Regions from separate parts of the Mus musculus genome. Here regions 1, 2, 3, 4, 5 and 6 are each linked to region 7. A link is a loop called in an ENCODE intact Hi-C map of the cell type or tissue named here. Cell type or tissue: heart. All regions are shown on one strand. Each heading gives the region's core, and the rest is flanking DNA. Links, peaks and the distances in the headings are about the cores only. Region 1 overlaps Sh3d19 (SH3 domain protein D19). Region 2 has its middle 35 kb from the start of 1700036G14Rik. Region 3 holds the start of Rps3a1 (ribosomal protein S3A1). Region 4 has its middle 91 kb from the start of Gm31096. Region 5 has its middle 16 kb from the start of Gm26204. Region 6 has its middle 42 kb from the start of 1700036G14Rik. Region 7 holds the start of Gatb (glutamyl-tRNA(Gln) amidotransferase, subunit B).

What was found. A loop is a pair of places that touch in the nucleus more often than their neighbours do. Peaks named below come from ENCODE experiments on the same cell type or tissue, not always from the same donor. Only the 100,000 strongest peaks of a DNase experiment are listed, where the experiment ranks them.
Region 1: a loop joins it to region 7, with 4 times the contacts of the local background. A loop is called at or near these places in 16 of 42 quality-filtered maps.
Region 2: it touches region 7 in a loop (2.7-fold over the local background); 4 of 42 quality-filtered maps call a loop at or near these places.
Region 3: it touches region 7 in a loop (8-fold over the local background); 13 of 42 quality-filtered maps call a loop at or near these places.
Region 4: it touches region 7 in a loop (4-fold over the local background); 3 of 42 quality-filtered maps call a loop at or near these places.
Region 5: it touches region 7 in a loop (6-fold over the local background); 15 of 42 quality-filtered maps call a loop at or near these places.
Region 6: it touches region 7 in a loop (3-fold over the local background); 4 of 42 quality-filtered maps call a loop at or near these places.

What each region holds. Positions count from the first base shown.
Region 1 is chr3:86,127,398-86,131,901 of GRCm38, reverse strand. It overlaps Sh3d19 (SH3 domain protein D19), which reads right to left. Exons shown (of 22, transcript NM_001082414.3): 22 at 1,376-4,504. Among named protein-coding and RNA genes, the nearest start is that of Snord73a, 9.2 kb to the left of the region's middle. In heart, for the core only: a CTCF peak has its summit at 1,948 (motif pointing right); no DNase peak of the experiment used is centred there.
Region 2 is chr3:85,280,531-85,285,034 of GRCm38, reverse strand. No RefSeq gene overlaps it. Among named protein-coding and RNA genes, the nearest start is that of 1700036G14Rik, 35 kb to the left of the region's middle. In heart, for the core only: no CTCF peak of the experiment used is centred there; no DNase peak of the experiment used is centred there.
Region 3 is chr3:86,140,524-86,145,027 of GRCm38, reverse strand. Rps3a1 (ribosomal protein S3A1) reads left to right here and starts at 2,360. Exons shown (of 6, transcript NM_016959.4): 1 at 2,360-2,520; 2 at 3,227-3,330; 3 at 3,602-3,789. The coding sequence starts at 2,459. It overlaps Snord73b (U73B small nuclear RNA), which reads left to right and starts at 4,341; the gene lies at 4,341-4,411. In heart, for the core only: no CTCF peak of the experiment used is centred there; a DNase peak (open chromatin) is centred at 2,377; H3K4me3 peaks cover 2,401 bases; H3K27ac peaks cover 1,843 bases.
Region 4 is chr3:85,210,398-85,214,901 of GRCm38, reverse strand. No RefSeq gene overlaps it. Among named protein-coding and RNA genes, the nearest start is that of Gm31096, 91 kb to the right of the region's middle. In heart, for the core only: no CTCF peak of the experiment used is centred there; a DNase peak (open chromatin) is centred at 1,771; H3K27ac peaks cover 372 bases.
Region 5 is chr3:85,922,009-85,926,512 of GRCm38, reverse strand. No RefSeq gene overlaps it. Among named protein-coding and RNA genes, the nearest start is that of Gm26204, 16 kb to the right of the region's middle. In heart, for the core only: a CTCF peak has its summit at 4,029 (motif pointing left); DNase peaks (open chromatin) are centred at 2,362 and 3,972.
Region 6 is chr3:85,273,464-85,277,967 of GRCm38, reverse strand. No RefSeq gene overlaps it. Among named protein-coding and RNA genes, the nearest start is that of 1700036G14Rik, 42 kb to the left of the region's middle. In heart, for the core only: a CTCF peak has its summit at 2,564 (motif pointing right); a DNase peak (open chromatin) is centred at 2,677; H3K27ac peaks cover 780 bases.
Region 7 is chr3:85,571,930-85,576,433 of GRCm38, reverse strand. Gatb (glutamyl-tRNA(Gln) amidotransferase, subunit B) reads right to left here and starts at 2,305. Exons shown (of 13, transcript NM_144896.4): 1 at 2,115-2,305; 2 at 420-570. The coding sequence starts at 2,290. It overlaps Gm46809 (a long non-coding RNA gene), which reads right to left and starts at 413. Exons shown (of 2, transcript XR_001783869.2): 1 at 1-413. It also overlaps Gm3740. In heart, for the core only: a CTCF peak has its summit at 2,498; a DNase peak (open chromatin) is centred at 2,373; H3K4me3 peaks cover 1,513 bases; H3K27ac peaks cover 1,318 bases.

The sequences.
Region 1 (4,504 bases), core at 254-4,253, 560 kb before region 7:
TGAATTATGTATCAAAGGCTAGCCCTGAACTCCAGATCCTCTTTGCTTCTACCTACCAAGTGCTAGGATTATAGGATATGCCACTGTGTCTTGACTCATAGTTATTTTGATATGAGGTATCATTATGTTGTCCAAATTGGCTTTAGATTCAAGTTTAACCCACTTGGGCTGAGGTGACCTTGACGTCCCACCTCCACAAGCAGCTGAGAACAGGTGTGTCTCATCAGCCCTAGCTTGTTCTCTTCTCTCCCCCCACCCCCAACCCCAACCCCTCTCAATGGCTTTTTTGAGACAGGATTTCTGTGTAACAGTCCAGGCTATCCTGGAACTCCTTTTGTGGACCAGGCTGGCCTCTAACTCTCAGAGATCCACCTGCTTCTGCCTCTGGAGTGCTGGGATTAGAGGCATGGTCACCACACCTGGGCTTTTTGTTTATTTTGCTTGTTTGTTTTCCTAAAAAATGTGTAAAGAAGAAATAGCGGATAATTTAGATTGTTGGTCAGCCAGATGTGGCACACAACTCGTCCAGCACTTGAGGAGCCCCAGCAGGGTGATGGCTAGTGAGTTCAGCCTGGGATACACAGGGAGACCCTGTTACAACAGCAAACGATTGTTGGCTAATTTTTGAGAAGTAGACAACTAATACTTCTGATTTCTGATTTTGAACCATTAGTTCTGAAAACAGTGTCAGTGAATCCCTACCTAACTTGCAAAGATAAAGGCAAACAATATGCAATTGTTTAAAATCATCTGGGTTGGAGATGGCTTGTTGTTATATAGCCTTAAAACATTACAGACCTGAAGTTATAGGCAATCACCAAAAGAGAACTCCCCATTAGTGGATGAGCTCACAGTCTGAATTTCTGGAACCCTCCTCTGGGGATTGCATATCGGTTATTCACATTACAATTCATATCAGTAGCAAAATTACAGTTATGAGGTAGCAATAATGGTCGGAGGTCACTATATCATAAGGGACTGTATCAAAGGGTCACAGCATCAGGAAGGTTGGGAACCATTGTCCTACTGTCTCATGTAGCCCAGCCTAGCTGTGAAAGCTTCACTAAGCCGGAGAATGGCTGTGATCCTGATCTGTCTGTCTCTGCCTTCCAAATGCTGGGATTATGTACACACCACCAACCTGGCTAGTACTTCTCCATCTGAAAGAACATTTCAGAGGCCGGGGAAATGGCTCAGCGGTTAAGAGCATATGTTCTTGTAGAGGACTTGAGGTCAATTCCTAGCATCTATCTGGTGGGTCATAACCATGTGTAACTCCAGTTCAGATGAGCCGGCACTTTCTTACACACACACACACACACACACACACACACACACACACACACACACATATATGCAGGCAAAACACAAAATATTTTTTTAAAACATTCAGAGCTTTAATTTGTTCTTTGCAATCACTGCCCACCCTTCCTCCTTCCCTTCTTGTTTTGCAAGAAGATGGAATCAGACTCCTTAGTGCTGGGATTACAGGAATACCTGTGGGATTCTTTCTAATGAGTTGTGTGAGCCTTCAACTTCTATAGGCTAAGAAAATACCAAAACATTTAAAGATTTATTTTATTTTACTCATATCTTTGTGTTAGTGTGCACCTGTATGCAGGTGCCCATGCAGTCTGGGAGAGGACTTCAGTCCTCTGTAGCCAGAGCTGCTGGCAATTGTGAGCTGTCTGCCATGGGTGTCAGAAACTGAACCCTGGGTCCCCTGGAAGAACAGGATGCGCTCTTAAAGTCTGTCTCTCCAGCCACACGAGCAATTTTAGCAGCTAACGAGAAACATCATTTCAGCATAATAAATGACTGGTCGTCTGCAGAGCTAGGCTGTTTTTAGGGCTCTGCAGTGACCTTACAAGTCTTGGCTCCTTGTTGAGCTTTGTAGCCCCACACTTTAGAAAAAGAAAAGCTTGTAATGAAAGGAGAGGCCCCTAGATGGCGGCAGAGTTCCGAGTGAGGCTATGGATTCTGTTCCACACAGTGAAGTAAAAAGTAAGGTAGCAATGATTTCCCATTAGTTCTGGAAAAGAGAAATCAGCTTCTGAATTCATTCAGTGACATTCAAATTGGCATCGAATCATGAATTTTATGGCCTATGTGCATCTGACATTAATTAAAAGGAAACAATGTTCATACCAAAGCTAAAATAGTCTAACTTGATCCATATATTCATTGCTGTATTCTCAGGGTCGTGTACCTAAATTTAAGAAACTGAATACAAACAATGGTGGTTTTTAGGGATACTGACTTACAGTCCTATAATTATCTTTTTAAAATGCCAGTTCTGATGATATATTTTGGTAAATACACTTAATATTCTCTCTTCTAAATGACACAGGCTGATTCCAAGAGCAGTGAAAGAATTACATTCTTCCTACAGCAATGTATTGCAGGCACCTGAGGAAACCTTATCTTTGAAGGCTCAAAGGATAATATATTAAAAATGGCTTCTCCAGTTTTAACCTAAAAACAAAAAGCAAACCCCAAACCTGAGTATTTCAGGAGGTTTGTATGGTGTATGGTTTGGGTATGAAGGTGGCCCCAGAAAACTCATGTATGCAGGGTTTTGCCCTCTATCTACAGGCATTACTGAGATGGGATCAGGTCATGGTCAGATGAACTAATCCTGGATGGGTGGAAGCCACGGTGGATGACCTGGTGGCTGAGTGGGATATTAGGGGCCAGAGGAAGGCTATTTGAGGTGTTTCTCTGAGGAGTACGCCTTGTGCCTGGCTCTCTTTTCTCTCTCTTCCTGTTCTCTACTTTTTCTTCCTTTTCTGCCTCTTTTCTCTTTCACAGATTCTATATGGTGAAAAACTCCCCAATGTGATTGCACCAGGCCCAAGGTGATGGAGGCAGGTGACCATGGATTGAAAACAGGCCCAAATTTTCTCCTTTAAGTTGTTTATAATTAAGAATTTTGTCACAGCGATGAAAAGCTGACTGACAAAGATGAACAATATCAAGCTTTTACCTAAAAGTTTTGGAAACAAACACAATAACCCATTTCCATTTATCTCATAAAATTTTCTTCACAATTATTTTTCTTTGAACACTGTTGAGTTCTGCCATGACCTCAATCAATATATATAATAAGAAAGTACCATGAGAACCACACAGCTACACTTTCCTTTCTAGTAGTTGGGAGAGAAATACATAGCAAGAAAACAGCATGGAAGAGTGAGATGGAAAAAAAAAAAAAAGAAAGAAAAGGAAATTTGTTTCAATATATATCTGCATCAACAAATAGCAACGGTATTGAGTAAACTCAATGGCCCGTGAAAGCCATCCGTCTGTCTACCAAACCCACCTAGCAAATAACCACTCCACCCACCCGTGCAAAGGACTGGAGATACAGGGTTAAGACAGGTACCATCTACATATATTCTGAACAATGCAGTGTAGTCTGAGATGAGGAATCGAAAAGCTGAGTTCAGTTTATTATGGTGTCAAGTAGATACACAACTATCGCACTTATCCTGCTTACAGAGAGCCAATGTTTAAGAGGGATTTTTTTTTCTTCAATAAAGATAGGTTGCTCAGAATCTTCACTATTAAATGTTGAAATCTCACAGGCAAAGACACACTTCATACCCCTCTCCACACCCCTGCCCCCTTCTTGCTCTTGTATGGCTTGCTGCCAATGAGAATTTAGTCTGAATAACACTCAAGTCATCCCATTCTCGTAAAACTAACATGGGTGAGAACCTACAACGATGTTCCTTAAATACTCTTAACCGAAAACATACAATAGAAACCCCAGACCCTAAATGCCAAAATCAAGTGCAATCATATGCCAAGGATAGGAACTTTAGTAGAAAACAAAGTAAATATTCCCTTATAGAAGCAACACGTTCAGGAAACCGCTGGCCGCCCAGGTTTTGGATAACGGGGAAGACTACAAAGAAGTGGTCCAGCATATGGAACTCTTCTTGAAAACAGAAGAAAGCCACGGACCCTGCTGGAGAGCGCTTTCCATCTCCAGTGAAATGTTAACCCACTGGCCCATTAGATTGTCTTCAAAGTATTTGGCTTTAGTTTGTAAACTGTAATTGATTCAGTCACACAAGAGCCACTTTTGAAACTCAGAACATGTGAGCCTGGATGACAGGAAAGTGGCCTTGTATTTACTCCACTAACTGCAGAGATGTGTTGCATGGGACGGGGGGCACTGCACCAGCCTTCAGTCCTCTTAAGTTATGTTAACATCTGATTATATTGAGGAGAAATGAGCTATGGGGGCTTGGTACTGTTCTTCATCTTACCATTTGCTCTGTAATCTAAGATACTATCCAAGCTTCATAATGTACCACTATAACAAGAGACAGCTTTTATGTATTACTGGGGTAATGCAAAGAAAATGAGTTTTCCTTTGGGTACCAGTAATTGTCAAAGGAATGATTGCAGATTCAGAAAATGTGCTTTATAAGAACCCTGTTAACATGAAGTATACATACACCGAGGAAGAGGTAAGTTGTGGCATGTCTGTGGA
Region 2 (4,504 bases), core at 155-4,154, 290 kb after region 7:
CAGCCTTTAGATGAAGATGTAGAACTCTCAGCTCCTCCAGCACCATGTCTGCCTACACACTGCCATGCTCCCGTCTTGATGATAATGGACTAAAACTCTGAACTTGTAAGGCAGCCCCAATTAAATGTTGTCCTTATGAGAGTTGCCTTGGTCATGGTGTCTGATCACAGCAGTAGAACCCAAACTAAGATAGTGTGTGTGTGTGTGTGTGTGTGTGTGTGTGTGTGTGTGTGAATGTTTGCCTACAAGTATGTATATATGCACCACATGTGTGACTCACAGCTGTAGAGTCCAAAAGAGGTGCACAGGATCCTCTGGAACTGAAGTTACAGATGTTGCGAGCAGCCATCTGGGTGTGGCTCCTGACCTCAGTGTGAGAAGTATAAGCATTATTCATCACTGAGTCATCTCTGCAGATGCAGAACCTTCTAAAGCAAAAACAGTGGAATTCAGTCCGTTCAGTGAGAAGGGCTTTAGGCTCACTTTGATAGACAGTAGAAAATACAATATTTTTGTCATTCTGGAAAACAGCTTCAGTAGTGCCCACCTTGATGTAGCAACAGCAAAAGCATTGCCTACCACCTCCTGAGAAGCCACCTGGTTCAAAGCTGAAGGCCTCTGGCATGTTTTAAGGCTCCTAAGGTCTGACACTGCATTGGAGAAGAATGTCACACTCAGTCATGTCTTGCCTTGCACAGGCCTGAAGCCTGGTATGCGTCTTATGAGTAACTGCTGAGAAGTGAGCACACCTTTAGTTACACATAACGCGTGTCTGTCGCAGGTAAAGCATACCTGGAGTGTGCTCCTCAGGGGTAACTGTTGGGAAGTTGGTGCCCAGCATAGTTCTCATAAGGGACACTGGGTTCTAGTGTGTGTGTGTAGGGGGGGTCATTAATGGCTCCTTCATGCTCTCTGCTTCCTGGCCCCAACCCGTGATCTCTCTCATACCTACCCCCACCATTGTGATCCCATCTGCCATGCAGTGGTCATCAGAGCTGAGTCCATGCCAGAGCCATGTAGAACTTCTGCAACTGTGGGATGCGTGGATCTCTTCTACGTTAGACAGCTTCAGGCATTTTAGTATAACAATAGACAATGGTTTCATATACCATATTGAGTAGGAGCAAGATGAAGACTGATAAAACCTGTTTTATACCTAGGTTTGGCTCTGAAGGAGAGAGAAAGAGAAGGAGGAAAGGGGAAAGGAGGGAAGAGGGGGGAAAGGTAGGTAGGGGAGGGAGGACAGCAGGATGGAGGAGGGAGAGTGGAATGGGGGAGGGAGAGGAGAGGGAGACCATCATTTTGCTTTCAGGCAGTGGCCATTTTAAGCTTCCTGGATCTTGGCTACATTTCAGGACTGTAGACACTTGGCATTCAGCGTTCCCATCTTACCCTGGGCATGTTTTTAAATCCTCTGAGAAGGAAAACTTTATTACCAGCCCTGAAGTCTAGGTTAAAAATCTTGGCCTGGCCACCAACTAGCTACACTACTTCTGCTCATTTTAATCAGTGTAGATATTAGACTGAGGCTATCACTTTTGCCACAGTATAAGAGGTTGCAGCAAGGCCTTTAGTGTCATTCTTGGTACGTAGAATCTCATGGGTAAGAGCTGCTTTTTCTAATGCTATGGGTTTTGTTTGGTTGTTTCAAGGTGCTGGACTAGAACACATGACCTCTTGCACACTGGACAAGTGTTGTATCGCTGAGCTACCTTCCCTGTCCACACTGTACAAAATGGCTTTCCAACCCTGAAGGTTTAACTCACCTAAGAGAAGAAGCACTTTGTCCTGAGTGCTGATATTGGTACAAAAAAACACATCAAGAGACTTGTGTCTGAAGACTTTAGAGTTCACATTCTACATCTAAATATTAAGGTTCATGAGTCTCTGAGCAAATGGCGTTAGCTCTCTGTGTCTGAGCTTGCACATACAGAAGGCGAGTGAACAGTAGAGCGCTTTCCTGTCTTCCAACTCAGTGTGCCATGAGCAAGCCTGTGTTGGCTGGAACTCACTGCTAGGCATTGGAAAGAGTGACTGGCTAGTCGTTAACCTGCTAAACATAGGAAGGTTACATCCTTTTATTAATAGACTGAGAGATACATGCCAAAAATCGGGGGCAGGGCTCCAAAGTTGAAACTCTTTGGATTTTAGTTTCTGTGGCATTTGATGAGCAGTGAACATCTTAGGTTAGGAATGAGTTTGGGGAAGCAACCTGACCTCCTGGTGCTAACCAATGTCATAGTAGTTTTATTTCCAAGGAAAGGAAAACATAATCCCGTGTCACTCCAGCCTTTTCCTTATCAGTTTAAAAGTATAGCGCTGGGACTTCAGAGGAAAATGATTACACTCATTTCTTCATTAGGAAAGGCCTCTCTACCACACTGTAAAAGATTTAAATGGGAAAAAGCGAAAAGTAAAATTCTTACGTGCTATCTGGCACCTGTTAGCGATTAAGTAGTCCATTTCCACCTTCTACTGCGCATTTTAAGATCCAAGCATGGCATTTTCATTAAACACCTTTACTGTATTCTGACACTGACTTTGCAATCATTTTAGTGGTAACATACTATTTTGTGAGGTGGATGCTGGTTGACTTTTACCATTTCCCTGCACTTCCCTTCCTTGTTAGAAGGCAGTGAAGACAGGAGTTAGGGCCACAAGTGCATAGACTGGCTCTGCTATTTCTTTTGTGGTCTCAATCCCACCATGTCACCTCTGCAGGCTTGGGCATCCTCCCTCTAAGTGCAGAAGCTATGTTTATCTAATCCCATCAGCATCCTGTCATGACCACGTGAGGTCATGTCTGTAGAAGGTACACTAGTATCTGGAACATGGTTGACTTCATTGAGCTTGGCTGCGGCTGCTCCTTAGCCTGCATTCCCCGTTGATGACCCTACTTGATTTTTATAAATATCCCACAAAGAAGTGCACAGGACTATCGGCGGTGTGACCTCACCTCTGAGGAACCTTGCTCCTCATTTGCAAAGGGTAGTAAGTGGTCAGACTTAAAGCATGACCTCAACCTGCCATCCCTGATGTGACACCATCTCTACTGTCATTACAGATGATATGGCCACTGCAGGGAAGGGACCTGTACACTGATGGAGATTGAGGGAGAGCCTGAGGGTTTGAGAATAGTGGCTTCTCCTTACAGCTAGAGAAACACTATCCATCTATCTGTCTATCTATCTATCTATCTATCTATCTATCTATCTATCTATCCATCTATACCTATCTATATACCTATCTCTATCTATCTATCTATCTATCTATCTATCTATCTATCTATCTATCTATCTATCTATCTATCTATCTATCATCTATCTATCTATCTATCTATCTATCTATCTTTCATCTATCATCTATCTATCTATCTATCTATCTATCTATCTATCTATCTATCTATCAAGGCTTAGCAGGTTTTGGTCTCAGCCAGGGTTTCATTTATCCATTTTGTGGTTCTAATGTCACTTTGTTGCTGTGATCATCTTCCTGCATGGTCACTGAAGAGTAATCTTCTGCAAAGGTCAAGAGGAGCCGCAGTGCCCTTAGGCGGTCCCTGAGGGACAGGGATTTTCTGCTCCACTCACCAATGTCGGCTTGTGATCCTCCATGACCTTCCACGGGGAGTTTTTAATTAAAAATAAGAAAGTTCTTCAGACTAATTGGATGCGTTGTCTCACTGATTCTCAAACTGTGCCCCAATACTTAGACTTCTGAGATCCCCCAACCAAGGGCCCTAAAGGGCCTCCAATGACCTCCCTTAGGATCAGAGGTGCCTCTGAGGGAAGGAGTCAGGTGCTCCTAGCACAGAACTGAAGGCTACAGAGTCAACCTGCCCTGCCTCTTCCAGCCTTGTGCTCTGAGGGGACATCAATGGAGCCAGCCTTTGCATCCATTCGCAGCGAGTCCTCAGTGGGCCCGCCTCTACACTGGGAAGGAAACAAGGTGAGAAGCCTGGGTCACATAGGTACCCACAGAGAGGCAGTGGGCTGACAAGGTCAAGCGTAGGGTCCTACCTGGTACGAAGCCTTTTTCTGCTCTTACTGTGCTGTGAGGTTTACATAAGTTACTTAGCCTCTCTGTGCCTCAGTATCCAAAGCTAGAAGAGAAGGCTCTCACAGAGGAACTATATAGAGTTGCGCATGGGAAGAGCGCACATCTCACAGAGGAACTATATAGAGTTGCGCATGGGAAGAGTGCACATCGGATATATTCTAAACGTTCAATGTTCTATAGGCTAAATGATGAGCAGCCGATACCACGACAATCGAGGGTGAGTAGATCTGGTCATCGGCATGGGAAGCCATCTGTAGCAGGGACTGTAGAACGAGACCTGACTTTGAATGTCGCCTGAGATCCGTCTTCAGTGCCGTGTCTGACTTCCCTCATCTGCTACGTGAGAACGAGTTCTCTGCCTTGAGGGTTGCTGTGAAGATGAACGGGAGGAGGCGCATGAAGGGCTGGGCACAGTGTCTGGCGTGTCACTCGTGTGTGGTTCTGT
Region 3 (4,504 bases), core at 276-4,275, 570 kb before region 7:
GCAGAGAAAGGCACCTGTTGACAGAAAGGGAAACTTGATTACACTGGACTCATACACATCCTAAAGAGAGAGAGGCAAACGACAGAGAGGATGGAGGAGAGCCTCACATTCAGCTAGAAGCCAGAATATGACGAGACTTCTAGCTTCTTGGGAACCTGAGGTGGGAGGATCCTGTAAGATCTGGGAGAAGGCGAAGCCACATACAGAAACTCCATCTCAAAATAACAATAATAGCAACAGTTGTAACCAAATACTCCTAGCTACTACTTGGGGTGTTTATATTATAACACACACACACACACACACACACACACACACACACACACACACATTTACACATTTCTTTATGGTCAAGGACGATGAACCAAGTTACCTTGGTCACACCAATATACACTGTCACAGAGCAACATTTCCAGTCCTAGGTCTTCAGAGAAAGGCCTCACTGTGTAGCCCAGGCTACCCTCAGAGACTCTTGTCTTGGCCTTCTGAATGCTAGGATTACAGGGGTGTGCCATCACCCCTGGCTCCACAAGTTCCTTTCAACTAAACAGGTTTTGCTGTTCTTGTTTTAGCCTCAGACAGCTGGGTACATGTTATCTTTATAATAGGCATTTCTGTCATTTCCCAAATATAGGGTAACATGACGGTAGCCCTCCTCTCAAATCAGAGTCAATTTTGTTAAAGAAAGTTTTCAATTTGTTTCTGAACCCTAATCAATCTTTATATCTGAAGGGGAAAAAAAGCATTTAAAAACTTCTTGGGAGCCTGGTGAAGAGGGAGTTGGTTCTGATTTGGTCACCATTTTTTTTGTTTTTGGCCTTGGCTAGAGAGGATGTTAGAGTTCTGCCCTTGAGGTAGCTGGTGACATGTCACCAGGCTGTGATCTTCTGAACTAGATGTGGCAGAGCATGTCAGCAATGCCGGCACCCAGGAGGCGGAGGCTTGAGGAAGGTGAATTTGAGGTCAGCCCGAACAACACAGGAGGAATCTTGTTTTGAAAAATACTAACATAAGAATGGGGAAGCCATTTTTTATGGTGGGGGTTTGGGGATGTGGAGGGGTGGAGATAGAGGTAGAGAAATGGCTTAGTGGTTAAGAGTAGTAGTGACTGCTCTTCTAGAGGACCCAGGTTCAATTCCCAGGACCCACATGATAGCTCACAACTGTCTGTAACTCCAGTTCCAGGGGATCTGGGACTTTCACACAGACAAACATGCAGGCAAACCATATAAAATAAAAATAAAGACATCACTTTTAAAAGTGGGGAAGGGGTGGTTTGCATTAAGAAAATTGGTGGGCAGTTAGGTACAACAATTGATCACGACTGTGCCTTTTTGGGGTGCTAGAGATGGAATCCGTTGTCTCAGGCATGCTGAGGCTTTTCCAGGACACCACTCTAGTCCCCACTCCACTAAAAACCCAAACACTCCTCCTATCCCAGAAAAAACAAAACCAACCAACCAAAAACCCAGGGCTGTCGAGATGGCTCAGCTGGTAAAGGCACCTGCAGAGACCTCTCAGGCAGTGAGGAGGCAGGGCACATTGTATGGCAGCGCTGCGGGCCAGTGTGCGCAGGATGGCAGCCTCTCCCTGAGCCTTATACCCACATAGTGGAAGAAGAGAACCAACTCTTGAGAATAGGTCTCTGACCTCCACACAGAGACCTGTGAGGCACAGGACCACACACATAGTCATACAAAAAAAAAATGTGATTACAAATGTGTAAGAGTTACATATGTATATATGTGTGTGTGTGTATATATATATTCTCTCCTCTCCCCTTCCCAGTCTGTCTTGCTAGGTAGTTCAGGCTAGTACTCACCATATACTCCAGGCTCTCCTCCAACTTGCTGTCCTCCTGCCTCCAGAGCTCTGGGATTGCACACACGGCTAAGCCTCTTTTTTCATGAAAGTTCACAACACAGCCAAGCCCAAGAGTAGTCAGCACGTGAACAGCGTGCCCGAAGTCATGCTTATTGAATTACACTAATGTTTTGAAATAGATCACATGAATATTCCCGTTTTACACCCGAGGGAACTGATGGCTAAAGAGGTCAGAAGGCTAAGTACTGTTGGAATCACCATTTGAACATGGATTTGCTATCTCTGATTCAAAGCCCATGGTCTAGGGAAGAAACGTACTCTCAAAATTAGAAACAGAGAGTTCCCACCCTCGGGGCAACGGAAACCACAAGAAACCTGAAGTGGGTTGAGCATCTCTGACAATCTGCAGGCTCCCATGCACAGCCTAGCCAGCCCGCGGCCCGCTGCGCGACCTCCCGACACACGAGGGCGCTGTCGCAGCACGGCGGGAAACGAGCCGCCAGCTAGTGTCGCGAGATTCTTAAAGCCGGAAGGGCGAAAGAGCAAGGGTCACGTAGACGGCGCTCCCCGCCCGGCTCGCGTTAAGTTCTCGCGCGAGTTGTACTTCCGCCCTTTTGGCTCTCCGGTCGGCACCATGGCGGTCGGCAAGAACAAGCGCCTGACGAAAGGTGGCAAGAAGGGAGCTAAGAAGAAAGTGTGAGTGGCGGATCGCGCGGGTCCCCGGCCGTTGGGCTCCGCAGGAGTTGGTGGGCGGGTTCTGGGGTGCGGCGTGGGGCGGATGGTGAGGATGCGGGGTGGATTGCGCGGCGGTGCTGCGCTGCGCGGCTGGCGGGTGCGTCCCGGGCGGCCGCCTCTCCGCCACCCGGCCGGGTGTCGCGCGCCGCGTGTGATCTCCGCCCTGCGTCTCTAGCAGTCGCTCGCGTGTCGCGCGCGAACTGTGGGCTCCTGGGTTGCTGGAAGTCCGTGGCACTTTTTAACACCGCTCTACGTCAGTCACTCTGGCTGTCCATGTCGGGACCCCATGTCAACTTGTGTGCTGGGCTCTCGTGGGACCGACCTGGAGACCCGGGACACTTGTTTAGCAGCAGTTTGTGCTGTTGCGGACCAGTCACTGTCACAGGTCCCTGAGGTTCCAGGGCAGTGTGTATATAGTACTGCCTGTGTGATGGAGGAGTGGGGAAGGCATGGCTTCGAACTTACTGCTTTGTGCACTGGCAGACCAGCCGGCCTCGCAGACGTTCACCCCACGGGGAGGACGTCCGTCGTGTTAAGTGCAGGCCGATTGCAAGATCGTGCCTGGGAAACTGTTAACAGAAGTCTGAAGGATAAGAAGCGTTTAAAAGTGGTCGGGAGTGTTGTTACAATTTACAGAGAAACTTGAGGTTATTTTTCTCCCATCCAGGGTCGATCCATTTTCTAAGAAAGACTGGTACGATGTGAAAGCTCCAGCCATGTTCAATATTAGGAACATCGGGAAGACACTAGTCACGAGGACTCAAGGAACCAGTGAGTACTGTGGGCCCCTTTTGCTTTGTTCCTAAGCTGTGGCATGTGCATATTAACCGGCGCCTTGGTCAACTCTGATGGGGCGCTGGATTGAAATGTCAGCCCAGTGGTTGGAGGGCCTGGCATTGGGAGTGCTTGGTCTTAGTACAGATGTGGCAGCAATGAAGTGTTTGTACAGCTGTCCAAGAGAACGTTTAGGTGTTGGCAGTAAGCCACTGGTGTGAAGGTGGGTTTGGTTAACAAGTTAACAGGGTTTGTGGTTCTTTTTTAGAAATTGCCTCTGATGGCCTCAAGGGTCGTGTGTTTGAAGTGAGCCTTGCTGATCTACAGAATGATGAAGTTGCGTTTAGAAAATTCAAGCTAATCACTGAGGACGTTCAGGGCAAAAACTGTCTGACTAACTTCCATGGTATGGATCTTACCCGGGACAAAATGTGCTCCATGGTCAAGAAGTGGCAGGTGAGACCAAAAGCTGCGAGTGTGAGTGCTGTGGTGTGGGTGTGCAGATGTGTCATGGGTGTGTTGGTTGGTAGGTAGTATCAAAACATGGAATGGAGAAGTTGGTTTCATTTCATTTGAGTATCACTGTTAATTCTTGAGTGCTGGAGGTAGAATCCAGGGCTTTCCACATGCTGGGACATCAGTCCTAACATTGAGCTGCATCCTTTAACTTGGTATTGCTTGTTACGGCCACATTAGGTGAGTTGGGCAGCTTTGCCAGTTTGGGGACTGTTCTAGGGTTAACATCGTTAGAGTTGATAGAGAAAAGGTGCTCTATCTAGCTGACTCAGTTGTCTGACAGTGGAGTGTGGCTAGAGTCAGATTCGGTCCCCTTCTGTCCTTGAAAGTAGTAACAAGCTTTGATAGCTTAATTTCTTCAACATCAGCCCCTGGGGTTGTGAAGATGAAATGACATGTAGGGAAATGGGCTTAGCATGGTGACCAGCAAAGAAGGCTGATTCAAGGGAAAGCTGTTCAGATGTATCCTGATATTGACATTGTATATGGGAATGAGTGATGACAAGATGTTTCGGTCCCAAATGAAGCCTACTGATTACCGTAACATTTATTGCTGACATTCCCTTATACTTTATGTAATTTTGGAAATAATAGGCTATTTAGTACATACTGATGTATATACTCCTTTGCAGTGAAGTGGATGCCAGGATTTTGT
Region 4 (4,504 bases), core at 250-4,249, 360 kb after region 7:
TGGCCTTTGAGGAGCCTGATGACTCCTTGTCCCTCCACCACGGAAGCAGATCCTGGACTACTGTATGAGAGGATTGGAACGTGAGCTGGGCACACACCAGAACAGCAGGGCTGTGGCAGGGCACCTACTGGAACCCCAGCCGAATGTCAGTCCCCTACAAGGAAGAGAACATAATGCTTGTGCACATCCTATATATACAAACATGTGCATACATGTACACACATGCACATATGAACATTCACAACTCCCTTGAGTTGTAAGGACTGACTGGCCTGTAGTCATGCCTTTACTTTGCCTCAGGCTCCATTCAGGTAGGAAAACAATGCTCTAAAGCAACAATGTAAGATAGACTTTGTAAAGAACACAGTCTACCTCTGAGATGAACCACACACACAGCCTCACTAGCTGCAAGTGACTGCTGAGCTTTTGAAAGGTGGCCAGTACAGCCGGTGGGCTGCATTTTAACATCATATTTGCATCAACTACATTTTCAATTTACAGAACCTCCTGAAGCCAGGAGTGACTCAAATGGACAGTATAGCTCTAATATGTTTACCAGCGTTAACCCTAATCTTCTCTACTAGATAAATAATGCCACCATTTGGCCAGGGGACATAGTTCAGTAGGAAAACATGCTTCCTTCACAAGTTTGAGGACCTGAGTTCAAATCTCTATTTCCATATAAGTGCTGGGTGCAATGGCCAGAGCATCTGTATTCACATCCCCTTGTGGGGATATAGGAGGTGAACATGAGAGAAACGAGAAGCTCCCAAGCTAGCTGACCTGGCAAATGGAGCAAAACAAGAAAGGGATCCTGTCATGGTGTGTATATGCTCAGCCCAGGGAGAGGCACTATTAGGAGATGTGACCTTGTTGGAGTAGGTGTGTCACTGTGGACATTGGCTTTAAAACCCTCATCCTAACTGTCCTGAAGTCAGTATCCTGCTAGTAGCATTCAGATGAAGATGTAGAACTCTCAGCTCCTCCTGCACCATGCTTGCCTGGATGCTGCTATGCTCCTGCCTTGATGATAATGGACTGAACCTCTGAACCTGTAAGCCAGCCTCAATTAAATGTTGTTCTTGGTCATGGTGTCTGTTCACAGCAGTAAAACTCTGAGACAGATCCTGTCTAAGAAGGAAGGTGAGAACCAGCAAACCGGAGATTGTCCTCTGCCTCTGCAAGTGTGTCAGTGGCACACACACACACATTCACAATCATAATGCTTGTACATATCCTATATATACAAACCTGAGCACACATGTACACACATGCACATATGTACATTCACAAGAATGTACATATACATATCTCTGGGTTTGGGGTCCTTGTTTTAGCATCCTATTGAACAGGCAAAGAGCTTAACCCAGTGAGCACTGAGCCAGCCTTTGGGACACCAGTCATTCTAATTGATGGTACCCCTATGAGCCTCGGGTCTTCCATCTTCCTCTCAGGACAATGAGAGACTCGAAGTACTCTAACATTTTTGAGATTCTTTGCAAATAAGACTGGCCTCTTACGTTGACTTTCTCTCAAGCCTCAAATCTTCTGAATAAAAGCAAATCATTTTACGAAAAAGATACAGAACATTCCAAGTCCTCCGTTCATTTCTAAATCCATGGGCAAAAAGAAAAAGCAAGTTGGCTTTTTGCCCATATTCTTTAGATTTACAATGGAAAACCTCAAGGCCAACCATAGACGAAAGTGGCAGAAGCTATCCCAGTGCCAAGCTCTGAAAATAGCAGTTGTAGCAGCCAATCCAAGGCCGGCAGTGCTACCCCACAAGGTGGAATGTTTTGCTGTTGTTTATATAACTTACCTAGGCAATTAAAATCACAGGAAGAGCGAATGACAGCTTTGGTTAGGTTGCCTTGCCTCTAGAGGGGAAGGCAGCCAGGAGCTGCAAGAATCCCCCTTAAAGTAAAAATGCTGCTCTGTTTCTCAAAACTGGCTGCTGAAGGCACTGGTCAGAACCAAAATCATGCTGCGGACTTCAGAGGCCAAGCTGGTGTTGGGATGGAAAGCGTCTCTCTTATGTAGCTGATAAAAAGGTGCCTGCCCTGACTGCTATGTCATCTCTCATTTTATCCCTTCAACGACCCTGTGATACGGCTATAAAGATTTCCTGAGTTTAAGAAACAGAGCCAAGGTCACACAGATGACAAATGACAGAGCCATAGTCCCAGGCCAGCTCACCTCCACCAGAGCTTTGGTCCTGCCTGCCCACAGATGCCTGGGCAAAACAAACAGCAGCAGGATTTGGGGGTGGGGGAGTATTTGTTCTTTAGTTAAGATTTGTGTCCTACCTACTTCCAAAGGACTTGCGGTGGCTTGGAGATGAAGCACGGTACAGGAGAAGGTGTCTAAGGACAGCGCTCTTGCTAATGAAAGGGAAAGAAGCAGAGCTTCAGACACCTGAATGAAGCAGATCCTCGCACTTGGGCATTTCATTTTGTCTCTAACTTTCCTGGCAGCTAAACCGAAAAAGAGAAACATATTGGATTGCATAGATTTGTGGTTTCTGACAGCATAGAGAATACATATTCATCTCTAGAGACAAAATGTTTCCCTGGAATTAAACCTAGGTAGGGATTCATCCTGTGGATCCTGGGCTAAAGAGCAAGGAGTGACACGGAGAGCAATTCATCTCATTTGTGAAATGAGGGGTGGCGTTAAGGTCACCTTGTAGTGTCACAAGTGCATGGACTCTTGCTAACCAGAGTTCCACAAAAGGGTCAGAGACATAGTGACAGAGTACTACTTTTGTTGGCCCTCTATAAAGACAAAAGATGTAATGTAAGCATAGCTTAGTGAAGGGCTTTCTGAGCATCCCAGACACTATGATCTGGGACTTTGCTTTCTGGAGTGAAGCAGAGCCTCCGAGAATACCAAGGATAAAGGATTCCATGGGCCATCCACCCTGAGAGACACGGTGTGTGATGGCTAATGGGAAATACAAGTAGCAAAGCCAATGAGGTAGCACTGAGGCAATAGGCTTCCATATACAGGCTTGAACCAAGATCTATGGATGTTTAGTGTATGTAGCCAGTCATTTAGAATGTTCAAAGTAGATGCTATTTCAAAGCTGTGTACTATGTGGAATGGGAAGAACAAGAAGCGTGCTTTCACATCTTGAGGCTTCAGACCTAATCCAGGGTGTCTTGACTGTGGGTCATTGGTGTTTAGAATTGATTATTTCTTTGCATTGAGAGGCTGTCCTGTGCATTGTGGAATATTGATAGCAGCATCCTTGACCTCTACCTACAACAGTAGTGGCATCCAAGAATATCTGCAAACACTGCCAAATATGTCCTGCCTGGGTTGAGAATCATTGCTCTATTATATAAGTGAAAGGGTAAAAAATACACATGGAGTAGAGAATTCTAATGATTGCATTGCAGTGAATATAAATGGTCACAGCCATCCAAATGCAGGGAACCTCTCTCTTATCAAGGAAGGCAATAAAGAAGCATGGAGATTAAAAGAAAGGGAGGGGACACTTAAGCTGAGCTTTGATGGATTTGCTTAGGTTAGCACACACACTCCTGTGAGGGAGAAATCAAGGTTGATCTGGAGATGGTGGGGGAAGGGCACTGAAGACCAGGCAGCAGGTTCAGAGCCTGATCCAAAAATCCTGGCAGAGCTCTGAAAGTTTTGAAAAGAAGGAAAGTGTCCAATCTGACCAAAGGAAACAGCAGACTGTTACATTAAGACTGAGTACTGCAGTCTGGAAGCATGAGTCTATCCACTTACTACCTATGTCAAATGTCAGTCCCTAGTGGGAATGGGACCCTTTGGAGGATTCTTAAAATGCAGAAGTAGAGCCCTCATGGATAGCATTGATGCCCTTAAAAGAGGAGCCGGGAAATCTAGCTTCCCTAGCACCCTATAAGAATACAGAAAAATGGTACCCTTTGCAAGGAAGAGGGCCTTCACCAAACATGGACCCTGTGGTACCTTGACCCGTGACTCCTCAGGATCCAGAGCTGTCTGGAATAAATCACAGATGCTCAGTTTTAAATATTTTCTTAGAGTCATTGGAATAGACTGAGACATGGAGTAAGAGTGAGAGGGGGAAAACGGGGAGATGCGAAGGAACACAGCAGTCCAGAGGAGAGGCTCAAACGTGGAGAGGCAAAACCCCACAGAGCAGGAGGTGATACACAGCAGGGAACAGCGTGGGATGAAAGAGAAGACAGGAAAGGAGCCTGCCATCGCCTGTGCGCATCACCTGCATGCATGAACCTATCAGAGCAGGGCACACATCACCTGTCTGCATGCACACATAACTCCGGCACCCACGCACCTCGAGAGACTTGATAAAACCCCCACAGTTGCTGCCTTTATAACTGTGGACTCTGCCATGAGATTGCCTAAGGGAAGAGACAAATGGGGCACGTTTCTTGCCCTGCCTTTGAGATAAGCCACCTGTGACCAAGACTGCCAGAAAAATGCCTGGAGGACTCTGAGTTTCTATGTGTGCTAGGTTGGCTTTTATGCTCTC
Region 5 (4,504 bases), core at 258-4,257, 350 kb before region 7:
CCAGAGTCAGGAGCTGGAAGAAGGGGGTTCCCAGTAGCTGAAAGGCCAAGAAGCCAAGAAGTAGGACTGCATCGCCACTGGGACGGGCGAGGAAGGGATTTCCAGCAGTGGGTTGTCAGGGTGGTTCACGGAGAGGCTGGAGAGAAGGAAGCCACGATAAAGCTGCTCACTGTCGAAAGCCACCCTGTCCCAAGCAGCCCCTGTCCCAAGCAGCCTGTGGGATTTTTGTTTTAAAATTAAATGAAAAGTATAAGATATTAATAAGCTTTGAAATAAAGCATCTATGGAAATGAACATCAAAGATGCAGCGACCTGCCGGCAGAGATAGCCATGCTGTAAGGTCACGCACAGCCTCTTTGTTCTCAAAGAAACTTGGGAGACATTATTCAGACTCATCTTTGGAGCACTCTTGGGAAGATTATATCCTGGAAGAAGCCAGAGTATAATGTTTTCACCACTTTCTTGCTTGATTACATTGTCTTTGTGTAACCATTGAAACTAACGATAGGTAACTTTCCAGGAACTTGGTGACAGAAAATGAGAGATGATGATGATGGTGATGATGGATGGTGACGATGACATGACAATGATGACGACAATGATGAGGAATACCCTTTGGAAAAGCCAACACTTAACTAGCATGAAATGATTTCATGTTAGTTTTTCCTGTTGCCTTCAAAAACTCTGTGAAATATTGTATCTCCATTTTATGTATGTGGACAGTTTATAAGATCCATGCTAAAAATAGATACATTGAACAAGGCTGAAGCATTCCAAATATATGGGATTTGTGATTCATTAGCTTGAGCTCTGCCTAGAACGATGAAGGAAATTTTTATCATGGAACAAAAACAAACATCAGGATATATCAATGCCTTCCTGTGTGTGGACATAGCTAGAAAGCATATACATTTGTCAGAAATTTTTATGTTGTAAATGACAAAGCTCGAATAAAAATCACTTAGAAAAAACAATAAAAGGGAGGATAGGCTGGCTCAGGAGTGGAAAGGGCTGAGGGTAGATGGTTAGCCTTAAGGTTCAGCTATGACTGAGTCCAAGGGCAAGTTTAGCTCCATGAAAGTAAAGTCATATCTTGGATGCACGGTGCAGGACAGGAGTGGCCAGGGTTGTCCTGAGCCAGGGTAGGAAGCTCACATACCTCAAGTGACAGACTTGGGTAGGGAGCCAGCAGTTTCCATGGGAACATCAGTTGCTTTTAGAAGAAAGAATGGTTGGTAGACATCAAGCCTAGCAGATCTCTACAACCAGTCCTGCCTTCAAGGCGTGCTCCCCCTGCCTCAGAAATTCTTACTCTTAGAACTATGTCTTTATGACTTGAGCCTCAGGAGTTCTCTTCAGTACTGTAGATATTCTGAGGCAAAGGTTTGCAATGCCGGTGGTATATTAGAGTCACGTGGGTAGCCAAAAACTCTTTTGGGAATGTGGGTGTCTGAGCTCACCATCTTAAGCTCATCAATGGGCTGGCGGTACAGCATCAGTTGTAGACCGCTTTCTTAGCTTTCCTGAGGCCATGGGTCCATATGCAGTACTGAAAAAGGAAGCAAGCAAACAAAACCATCCACACTCCAAACTTTGACCCTACTGGAAGAGTTTGAAAGGAGCAGTACTTTGTGCACAGTTGAGAGCCTATCTCTCGGACCTTCCTTCTCCTCCCTTGCTCTTTCTTCTTGATGTCAGTGTCTGTGGCCATTTAGTAGTTGCCTCAGGAACACTGACAGAGCTAAGTATAACGGAACTGCATGAAGAGAATGTATTGTATCATACACCACCTTGTTCCGGGTTTCTGCACACTAGATTTCTACTGTGTCACTTTGGGACTTACTGTCTCCAAGATATGAGAAAGGATGGGTAACGTGAGGAACCTTTCCAGCCCTGTAGGGGAGGAGATCGGATTGTGGGGCAGGACTGTTTACAGTCCATGTAGCATGTGGAAGACAACCAAACCCACTGGAATCCAAAGAATGCCGAGCCTTAGGAGTTCTTGCTAGCATGTGGAAAGTCCCACAGAGAAGAATAATCTCCACTTGTTTGAGGGCTTCCTTCAATATGACTAAAGGACGGTGTGGGGGAGAGGGCGGGCGCTACAGCTGGGTAGGTTTTTGTTTGTTTTAGTTAAATGCTCAAGGCACTAAAGTAGTGTTTATTACAAGGGAAATATCACACAGACTATCAGTTTGGGCTTGTAAATTTCCAATTTGAGAGTTGAAGGAAAATGGTCACAGTTTTAAATTGGATTTAAAAAATCGGTCAGGAAAGGAATCTAAGCAGCTTTGCTGAGGCCTCCGTGCTGCAGTACCACCCATGGCCACAGGGATGCAGTGCAGCTCAGCAGACAGTAGGAACCCTGGAGAGGCGGGTTCCAGGGAATCCTCGCTAGGGCAGTAAAAACCGACCTCCTGGAACCAGGGGGAAGACATTCTTTATCCCTGCCATCCATGTCGCCCCTCAGTTCTAAGCTCTGTGGTTTATTAAACGACAGTTACTACAGGCTTATTGCACGTTCCCTTACTCCAGTGCGCAGTGGTCTTGCCTTGGGAAAAATTTCGAAGTAATAGAAATATCTAATGATGAAGGGCTGGTAAAATGACTTGCTAAATGTTCATACAAAAGAAAACAGTGCAGCTATGTAACTGTGTTCCAGACATTATTTTAAAGGCAGGGAAAATGATAAACGAGAATAAATTTTGTAAATAAATAAATAGCCCGTTATGGTGACAAATTTGTAACCCCCTGTACTCAGGGGGCTAAGTAGGGCAGGGGGATTACAAGTTAGAGACTAGCTTGTGTCTCACAATGGGACTTTATCTAAAAAAGAAAAAAAGAAGTGTGTGTGTGTGCCTGGGAATTGAGGAGGTGGCTTAGCTAGTAAAGTGCTTGCCGCTAAGCACGAGGACCTGAATTTGGAAAGCAGGGCGCTGTAACCCTAGAGCTGCAGAGGCAGACGGGAGGATCCCTGGGGTCTGCTGGTCAGCTCGCTCTAGGTTCAGCAAGACCCTGGCTCAGAAGCTAAGGTGTCAGGTAGTTAAGGTAAGTCACTCCCATGTAAACCTCCATTTCATGAATGCCCGAAAAATAGGCATATGTGTGCCCACAAATACCCACCCCCGCAGTCAAACAACGACAATAACAAAAGCAAAGTCCAGATACCCAAACGATTTGAGATTCTAGTGTTCTTAAAGTGTTTAAGAGGCACATACACATAATAAAATCTCTAATTGGTAGACTTATTGTTGAAGTCTAATTTTCCTCTTATGTTTTATAATTTTATAAAATAAGAAACAAAAGCACTTTTATAGTTAGGAGAAAATTATTGAGGAAAATAACGGAACAGATGGATATCCAGTCTTGCACGTGAAGAAGAGGACAGATCCTAGCTAGCTGAGGCTGGAGATGCTTGCTGTATTGGCCCACGTTTGCTGACTGATAGGCTGGCTCGCCCTTAATGTTAGCCAGGGATGGAGAAGCCGACTCAAAAGGCCTTGGAAAGAGCATTTCAACAAATCACTAATTAGTCGTAATTATATGTGATTATTGACTTTCTTATGGATTTAAAATTTCCCTGTAGTAAGCACACACAGTTTATTTAAAATACTTACAAATAGAAGTATATATGCAAATATTGGCTATTGAATTGTCACTTATATTTTCCTTTAGTTTAGTCTTTGCACTTATTTTCTTAGCATTGACTTTATGAAGCTATCAAGTGAGCCATCTTGCAGTGCCCTGCTCTCTAAATTTGCCTGACTATTTCTCGAGGTGCCCTTGAATACACCAGATGTATTTCCTGGAAACAGGAAATTAAGCCATAGGCAGGAAGAGATTCAGGTCACATTTTTTTTTTTTTTTTTTTTTTTTGGGCAGGCGTATGTGCTGGGAAATGCTGTGTACGTCATAATTTATGCTATTGGGAGTCATAGCAGGTTGTCCCAGTTCAGGGTCAGTCCGTGGTCACTTGGCCTCATGCCATTGGACAGAACATGCTCACAGGAGACTATGCTAGGAGAGGCTCTTCACCACCTGGTGGATAGTAAGCAGAAAGACAAACAGACACATTACTTTTGTTGTTGTTGTTTGTTTGTTTTTAGCAACAAGGTTTTTCTGTGTAGCCTTAGAAAGTCTCTTTGTTATTTTTGAGATTATAATATAATTACATCATTTCCCCCTTCTCTTTTCTTCCCTCCACCTCCCCAAATGCCCCTCCTTGCTCTTTTTTCATTAATTGTTGTCACGTGCATATTCATCTATATTCCTAAATACAACCCTCTCAGTCTGTATAATGTGACTTATATGCATGTGTTTTCAGGGCTGGGCATTTGGTGTTGGACAACTAATTGGTGTGCTCTTCCTTCCTGGGGCAGACCCTATCTCCCACTCTCAGCCTCCCTTAGATGCCTGCAGCTCTGTGTAGGGTTGAGGCCTCGTGGGCTTTTCCCTGTCCACTCTGGCCTGCCTGCTGTCTTTGTTCAGCTAACATTTACGCAGC
Region 6 (4,504 bases), core at 273-4,272, 300 kb after region 7:
TCTCGCACCTGCGTACAAGGCTTGTTTACTTATGATGGCGATTGCTCGCGGCACGGCTCTCCACAAGTTGTGAGCTGCCAACTGGGAACCTAACTCAGGTCATCCCTCTACAAGAGCACTAAATGTTCTTAACTGCAGAGCCATCTCTCCAGACACTCAAAAAATTGAGTTGAGTCCACAAGAAAGATGAAAAGATGGTTATAAAATGCAAACTTTAAATCTTTTAATTATTTGCTTCCAATGAACTATTCATGAGTGGTGCCCTCAGGATTTGAACCTTCCCACACACGTTAGAGACTAAGGCTCTTGTGCCTGTGTAGGGTGACTTCTCAGACTGGGGCCTATGTGAGATCTGTGGCCCCTTCTTTAGAAGGATTTCTTCTACCTGAGGCCAGGTCTACATCTGCTAGAGGCCTTCAGAGAAAAAGAGGTGTGATGGATGGTCCACCTCATCAAATCTGAAGGTCCTAAAACTCCTGCCATCAGGAATTTAGTCACCCCATGGAAGCCTTTGGCACAGACAGAGAGAATCTGTTTTTACAATGCTGCATTCATGGGGAAACATCTACATTGTTTAAAGGAAGAGAAAAATAAGGTGTTTAAGAAAAAAGAAAAAGACATGTTATTTCTCTTCCAGAAATAACAACGCTACCAGCTTCCTGGGGTCATGAAATAATGCTGTTGGCAATGACATTGAGGTGTCTGTCATAGTCTTCTGTAAACTTCCTCTCCCCCTGGGCCACACTTTAAAGTCACTGCTTCTACGCCCCGTTGACACAGACATAATGTATTATTTGTTTACATGTTTCACTTACTAGGCGAAGGTGGGAAACTAGTGAGCAGTGTTATGAGAGAGGAATGGAGTGTGTGTGTGTGTGTGTGTGTGTGTGTGTGTGTAAGACAGAGAGACAGAGACAGAGAGACAGACAGAGACATGGAGACAGGGATGTGGTAATACTATGTGACTGTAAACATTCATACTCTTTGAAAGGCTCAGGGGAATCTGATACACTCTGAGCCTCCAGCTTGTCCCAACCTAGGTGGCCTTTTTAGGAAAACCAGAGCCTCCTTGGGCTCTTGGCTTATACCCAACATGTCTGGAACCCCATAATTTCTTCTCTTTTTCTGGGAAGTGGGCTGAGCTCAGGGAGGTGCAGGCTCCTGGTGATCATGACTCCTCAACCCCTCCCCCTCCTCACCATCCTTTGGAAGGGTCCAGAAGGGGTCTGTAACAATGACCACAGTGCTTTCCTCCAGGTGACTGATCTTGTGAAAGAAATGAGGCAGATATTATTACTTGTTTTTTTATATTCACAGGAGGTCTAGAGGGGTTAAAGGGCATAAAGAGTGGATCCAGGTGTGGAGATATGGCTCATCTATTGAGAGGACTTGCTGCTCTTCCAGAGGACCTGGGTTCAATTCCCAGCACTCACATGGCAGCTTAGAGCTATGTGTAACTCCAGTTTCAGAGGATTGACTTCATAAGGCAATGCATGAGTGTGGTGCATACACATACATGCAGGCAAAACATATACACACACATACATACATACATACTTACATACATACATACATACATACATATAAAATCAAAGTAAATGTCAAGGAGTGATTCAGACATAAAGAGGCCTATAGCTTATTCAGTCACTCACAGCTCTTTGACCCTGGGACTTAAGCAAGTCACCAAAACTCAAGATGTTCACTGCTAAAGGACATAGGTACTTGCTTCCCAGGGCTGCTTCTGAAATTAGAAATTAAAAAAAAAATCAACAAGGGCTGGAATGCAACAAAAGAAAATGAACTTAGTCTCCACACTGAGACATACACACACACAAACACACACACACACACACACACACACACACACACACACACACACATGAGAGAGGGGGGGAGAGGAGAGAGAGAGAGAGAGAGAGAGAGAGAGAGAGAGAGAGAGAGAAATGGCAGGTAGCACACCTGGGAGGTAGCTCGGTGGCAGAGTGCTTCACTGGTATACACAGGACCTTAGGGTCAGTCCCTAGCACCACTAAATGAAGTTTTAAAAACGGATGTTGTCAATATTACTGGTGTTTTCAAAGCATTTTGCTCACCCCAGCTTTGGTATGTCGAAATAGGATTCAGTGGCTATTCTTTGGCAAGCTCAGAAGTAGGTGACCTCTGAGCATTAGAAACCACTGATGTCTTTTGCATCTTCACCCACATATTCAACTCCGCAGGCCTGTGTGGCACTTACTATAAATCTACATCACAGGCGAGGAGTACAGTAGGGCAGTCCATATAAGACAGACATTTTTGCGATTTCCTTGACTTGAGCTAGGGCCGGCCTTTCTCTCTCTGATAGTTGAGTTCGTGTATACTTTGGGTAAAGGCAATTAGGCCAAATGGGATTGGCAGCTTGTCCAAATTCACAAGTAGAGACAGACATTAAAGCCGATCTGAAGGCTGAATCTGTGTACTCACTATACAAAGGTGTCCCTGGGATGAGTGAGCAAAACACCTTTAGGGAGCGGGGGTTCTCTGAACCCAGCAGGTGCTAGACAAAGAAGCAAAAAATGTTCAGTAGGGGGCGGCCGAGAGCCCGGATGGTAACTCAGTGTCTGGCTAGGGGCCCGGCCGACAGGGAAGGGCTTGGAATTTAATCCTCAGCATTCCAGCCAGGGTTCCTGTGACATAATAAAGCCCAAGGAGGGATCTCCAGTGACTTGTCAGCAGAACCACTAGAGGGATGTTCTATAGATAGCCAGGGTGTGTCGCGGGCTCAGTCCCTTTAGTTCTTTCATGCCTGGGCTGGGCAGTGCGGTGTGCAGCAGGTGGAAGGGTGGGGACCCTCCAGGCGAGGACCCAGAGGACTGCAGGGCTGGGAAAAGTGTGCACTGGGTATGTGTGGAAGGAGCCCAGGCCTAAGAGGGAATTCCAAGTATGGCGTTTTGGAGAAAATGTTTTGTTATTTGCCCCAGATGACCCCACCCCACGTTAGGGAGCCGGCTGCAAAGGAGAAGTCCCAAATACTGAGCTTCACACAGCCTTTGATGTGGGCTCAGAAGATTCCGTGGACTGCGCCAGGCTCTCTTTTGGGGAGAGACGTGCCAGGAATGTTGGCGTGCCCCGTGCTGCGATTGGAAGTTGCTGGTTTTGCTGGAAGTGCGTCCAGTGCACTGTTTCCCACCATAGAGACCATTTACCTTTCCCACTTCCAAGCCAGCACCGGTCCTAGCAATAAAGTCCCATAAATACCAGCAGGGTAGCAGAGACTGTGGCCATTACTAATATATTTTTCCTGCCCTGTTTGCTGGAGGAGAGAAATTCTCAGAAGCCATGCATATATTTTACGTAAAATAATAGCTGAGCTGCCAAGGGTTTTAATGATATGACTTCATCATGGAATTATGGGCTTTTTGGTTTATTCTGCTGTCAGAACCCCAAGACAAAAATTAATTCATGTAACTGGTTCCAATTCAAGTCCTATTTTGTATCCTCCCTTATGGGTGAACTCAGCTACTCTGATTGCCCAGGCATAAATGGTTGGGGTGTAAGTTGCAGAAAAGCCTGCCTTGGTGTATTCATTAGCTCTAGAATCAATTCATTCACGAGGGGCCATATACTGTGGTCAAAAACATGCGCATTTGGGTCAAAGGGCTGGTATTTATTTGAATCCTGGGTTGGCAAAGCCGAGAAGACTAAATAAATTCTTATCTCTCACCTGTAGTAGTTGGCTATTGGCACCCGGCTCTCAGGGATGTTGGGATAAAATGTGTTTACAGCTGATGGGATGGTTGAGCTGAATACCCATAAAAGGTCCGTCCCAGGTACCAGGATGGACCGGAGATGGTTCCTGAGCCCTTTGAAGGTCCAGGAATCTTAGCCACTTCCATCTAGAAGCTTCTCTTTTTAGCCCCCAAATTCCTCAGATGCTCCACATATGTGAATTGTACTCTTCCCAGTCCCTACCCTGTCTGGAATCTCAGAATCCCCTGTGAGATTCTGACCTAGCACAGCTGCCTGTTGCAAACGATTTAGGGAACACGAAACAGAGCATACTGCAATTCCACAGCAAGGTTAAGGGTGAACTTGGATTTCGTGGATTCCTGGATCTGCTTTCTCCTGCAGTGGGACAGAGGCAAGGGTCTGACTGGAAGGATCCTGTCCTCCACATGCCTACCAGGCCCGAGACAGGGGTTCTTCACACAGCACGGTCCCGAGGCTTCCCCTTAAAGCCAGCTTACCTCTGTTCCTCTTCCAGGGGAGTGGGAGCACTTCTCTGCAGGTGTAAGTGTAGCTTTGCCTGTGAGCAGCTCTCCCGTCTGTTCATCTCTCAAAAGGACGGCTTAGGAGTTTCCCCACTCTGTTAGCTGTGACCCTGGCAAAGAATCAATGTTTCTGAACTTATTTATTTTGAAATCTGCAAGACGAGGAGAATAGAAAAAAAGTTCTGTAAAATCAATGAGTCTGTAGAGTATGAAATCCTCTCTCCAGCTTCTGGCATGGAGCACAGAGAAGCAAT
Region 7 (4,504 bases), core at 336-4,335:
AATTTCTCACAATACTTCCTCTTGCTCAATTACATGTCCCTCCTTTGGGTTCCAAAATTACTCTTTGCACACTGCTTTTGCAAGAATTATCATATTGTACTCTAATTGTTTGTAAGACATCAGCTCTGTCCACCTTTAAACTCCTCCTAAAGCAAGATCTTTGCTTGTCTGCATTAGACAGTTCTTATCAGCATCTGGTATTTGATAGGCATTTGAAAGCATTTGTGAAAGGAGTGAATCGATGCTATGAATACACTCAGATTTAGAAACAGAATTATAGAGACATGTCTTTATAAACAATTAATGCATCATGCTTAATTCCCTAATCATGCAAAATTCCCTAAGCAAGTAGTTCCTTATCTATATTCACTATGACATAAACATTTTCTAATGTAAACAGACAGTATAAAACACCTTACCGGTAATGTTCCAGGCAGAGATGCATCAAAATAAGAAACCAGAGAATTTGGAGGTGCTGCAAAGCACACTTGAGCTCCAGAGAAGAGTTTAGAGTTGGAGGAAATCTGTGCATGAATTTCCAGTCCTACTACAGCTGCCCATTTGTGTTCACTAAAGGGAAGGAAAATGGTTAAAACGTTACATTTGTCGCTAAATATAAATTCTTATAAACCTATATTTCCAATTATAATCTTGTGTTTTAAATTAAAATTTTATATGCTTATATTTTAAAATGTGTCATTTTATTGGTGAATAAACTAAATGTACCTTATTAGTTAATAAACACTAAGTAAATGACTCAGTAAATAATAAAAGCTTATCTTATCATTATTTGGGTTTAATACAAATGCCAGGATTCTAGTTCTAGAGAAATGATGGCTAAAGAATAAATTATCGCCCATATTTTGAGTTCATTGTTAAGAGCTTGTAGCTACAGAAGCAGGATCAGATACCATAGACTACCACAATATGGTATTCCTTAAAACCCGTGAAAAAGAACAGAAAACCATTAGAGGAAACTTTGTTTTCATCCACCAAGTCCCATCCAGTTCTTGAGATCTAAACTTAAATTTTTTTCATTTGTTCATACTTCACTGCTAGCAAATCTTTGTAAATGCTTACAGTGATATACTGTCTCTTATCTGAACAGCCCTACTCTGGTGAGCCAGTACTCCACTCTCTTTGGGGAATTAAATTCTCTATTCCTATGTATGTTCCTAGTCTTCACTTCTCCCTAGACATTTTCTATATTAGTCAGATTTTAATTCATGTGCATTCAGTTTTGTTTTAAGCAGTTCAACAGATGAAGGAATGAGAAAAGATTAATTCCTTCTTTCTAAAATTTGATAATAAAGCTTTCAAGAGAGAGGAAATAAACTAAGAAATTCAGAAATTCTGCATGTTCTAATTGCTAATCGAAGTATTTCTGCAGTTTCATTTCGTGGAAAGAAAATAGTCTAGTTTATGAAGAGAATAGAAAGGTGATGATTTTGGACATTTTTCTTCTCTTCTTCACTGAAATGCTAAAAAGAATGCCAACCTCAACAAAACAAAACTTTTTTAAAAATTGCCTTGTTGCTGTATTTTAAAAGAAGCTTTAAATCATGTACACGGAAGCAACTAACTGCTGTACAACATAAGCAATTCTTTATATAATCGGGGAAAGATTTCGTCAGTCGACTAACATCCTCCTGGGGTCTAGACAAATATGCCCACAATAAAACCACAGATAGCTAGTGCTTTCTGACTAATAAGACCTCTCCTATCTGGGGCTTTGTACAACGGCTATTTTCTGTCTTTAAATTATTGCTAGCCTGTAGTGACGCCAAATGCCCGCTACATACGAGCCAGAGTCTAGTGTCGCAGACCCCACACGAGTTAGTAGGGCAAAGTATTCCAGTCTTCTGTCTGAGAAGACGACTGGAGGAAACGCTATTTTACATTCGCACGTTGTCCAAATATGCCTACTTTAAGACAGAAGTTTTAAGTGTGAGGCTGAAGGTGGCAGGCCTGGTTTTGTGTTTTCATTTAGGTTCAGTTGCCCATAACACAGGTGACCACCCTCCAGCACACTAAAACCCTCAGGCTGGGCTGCCGGGGCCATTATCTTCGTTCTGCACTTCCACGAGACAGGCAAAAGTACGAAGAAGATATACCCTTTCCTCGGCTTCTGAGCCGTGTGGAGGGAAGGCTGAGCCACTGAACTCTGTCTCCTAGCCCAGTTGGATGTGGGCCCAGTCTGAGAGCCACTTCGGTGGCGGGAACCGCCATCTAGCCATGTTAAAGCCCAGCGTCTTCCAGGGAAACCCAAGCGCAGCATGGGCGCCGCCATAGCGTCGCCGAAGTCCCGGTCAGGTGACCCACCCTCCCTCTGCCGCGAGGCTCCCTGGGAAGCGTAGTTCTGGCAATGCGCCACAACCCGTGTAGCTCTTGACCGGAAGACTACTGTTCCCAGCAACCCAATTCAAAGGCTGCCGGAACTTTGTTAGGGAGGGGCGGAACCAAAGAAGTGGGAAGGTTGGTGGGTCCTGTGTGACTCCTCCTAGCGGGGAGTTGGAGAGCTTTGTGGCGGTAGAGCTTGTGTGTACTTTGACAGCTCTTTGAGGGAGCGCCAAGCAAGGAAGCCTCACCAAGGATTTTATACTCAGCTTAAGCCCGTGAGTTGAAACAAATGACCCTAACATTACCACAAAGGCTTCCTGGACCCTCCAACGCTTTTATTTTTTCTGTCTTGCTCGCACACCTCGCACACAAATTTGTGCATTATTTCAACTGATACTTATTTGCATGCCTGCTATATATACCTAGTTCAATAATAAGGCAGCATTGATATGCTAGAAAGAAAGACTTTGGGGATGTTATATTTTAAAGAATTGACATTTTAGGGAGAGGAACCATACAGAAAAACGTTTTAAAAATTGTTTTCATGTCCGAAAAAAATTTTTAAACTTTTATGTGCTTTTTACTTACTATTTTTCTTAGCCAACATCTGAAACAATTTCTTGTGTTAGAAAGCTTTGATAGAAAAAAAGACATCACCTCAATGGATTTCTTTTGTTGTTTGACTTCAGAACTCATCTTGGACTGGGCATATCCCTCAGTGGTACAGCATTTGCCTACCATGTAGAGATGCTAGGTCCCACCCTCAGGAAGGCAAAACCAAGCAGAGCCTTTCATATCCCTTGTTGAAATTCCAGGTGATTTTTTTTTTTATTTGAAAACTTAGTCTACAATAGTTCTTACTTTCATTGCCTGATTTTAATTGTCAACATAGTCTTAACAGCTATCTTTGATTTCAATGGATCCTTGTCTGGTATTTACCATAGTATTTCCAGAGTACAGAGTAGGCGCCTCAAGAATATATGAAGTAGTACAGTGCAGTGAATGTATTTGACAAATGGGGGCTGTTGAGAGGGTATGTTCTTTAGAAACGCAATAACAGATTGGGGTAGTGGTGAAGGGTAAAGTAAAACATATGTTTCTGGGAGATGTGCAAGGTGAGATTGAGGGACCTGATCGAGAGTTGGAGGTTCTGTACCTGCTCCTTGCTGACAGGTCCAGGACAGAGGAGAGAGGTCCCTGTCCCTCTGGGGTCTCTCCAGGGCTGAGCAGGATGGCGAGTGTCAACGGCCCAAAAGAAACACACAGAGTTGGGAGTCTTGTTGAAGCAGGAACTCAACTTTATGGAGTCAGCCTCTTGCTTATATAAGTTTGGAACATAGGGAGGCGGGTTTTGGTGGGGTAAGATGGCGTAGTGACTGACAGGGTCAATGGCAAAGCTCTACATCAGCAACGACAGGGCAGAGGCAGGGCCAAACAGGTCTTGCTGAGTCACCCCAATATGGAAGTGACTGAGACAGGTCTCAAAACTTGAGCCAGGCTTAGGCTCTCCCACAAGGCCGCAGAAACTCGAGCCAGATTCGAGTTTGTCCTCAAGGCCCAAACCAGGGCCAAAATGGGGCCCAACAGTTCTGACTTATGTGTGTAGTGTATGGTAAGGAAGCCAGAAAAGGAACCTATTCTCTGTGTGAACTTAGGTGCTTGGTTGCCTTGGAGATTTCCAAGAGGAGCAATCCAGTGGAAGTCACTGATGCCCAATTATAGAGAAAGAATAGATGTGTACTCTCTATATTCCACACTGATGTGTTGCAGTTATCGATCACTAACCTACAGATAAGACAGCTACAATTTAGGATCTGTTTCCATTAATATTTAGAAAACATTTTGGCATTTTATAATATGGTCACTCCATTTGGAAAAATAACCTGGGCTGGAGAGATAATTCAGTGGTTAAGAGCACTTTCTATTCTTCCAGAGGACCTGAGTTTGTTGGCCAGCACTCATGTCCAGAGTCACAACAGCCTGTAACTCCAACTCCAGAAGAGCTGGCACCATCGTCAGCTTTCTGCAGACACCACACACAGCACTCCCCTAACCATGTCTCTCTCATACATACATTTAAAAATAATTTTTAAAACTTGATTGACATTTACTTATTCTATATTTTTTCTTTTTTATCTACTTCCCATGAGTAATCTGAATTTTA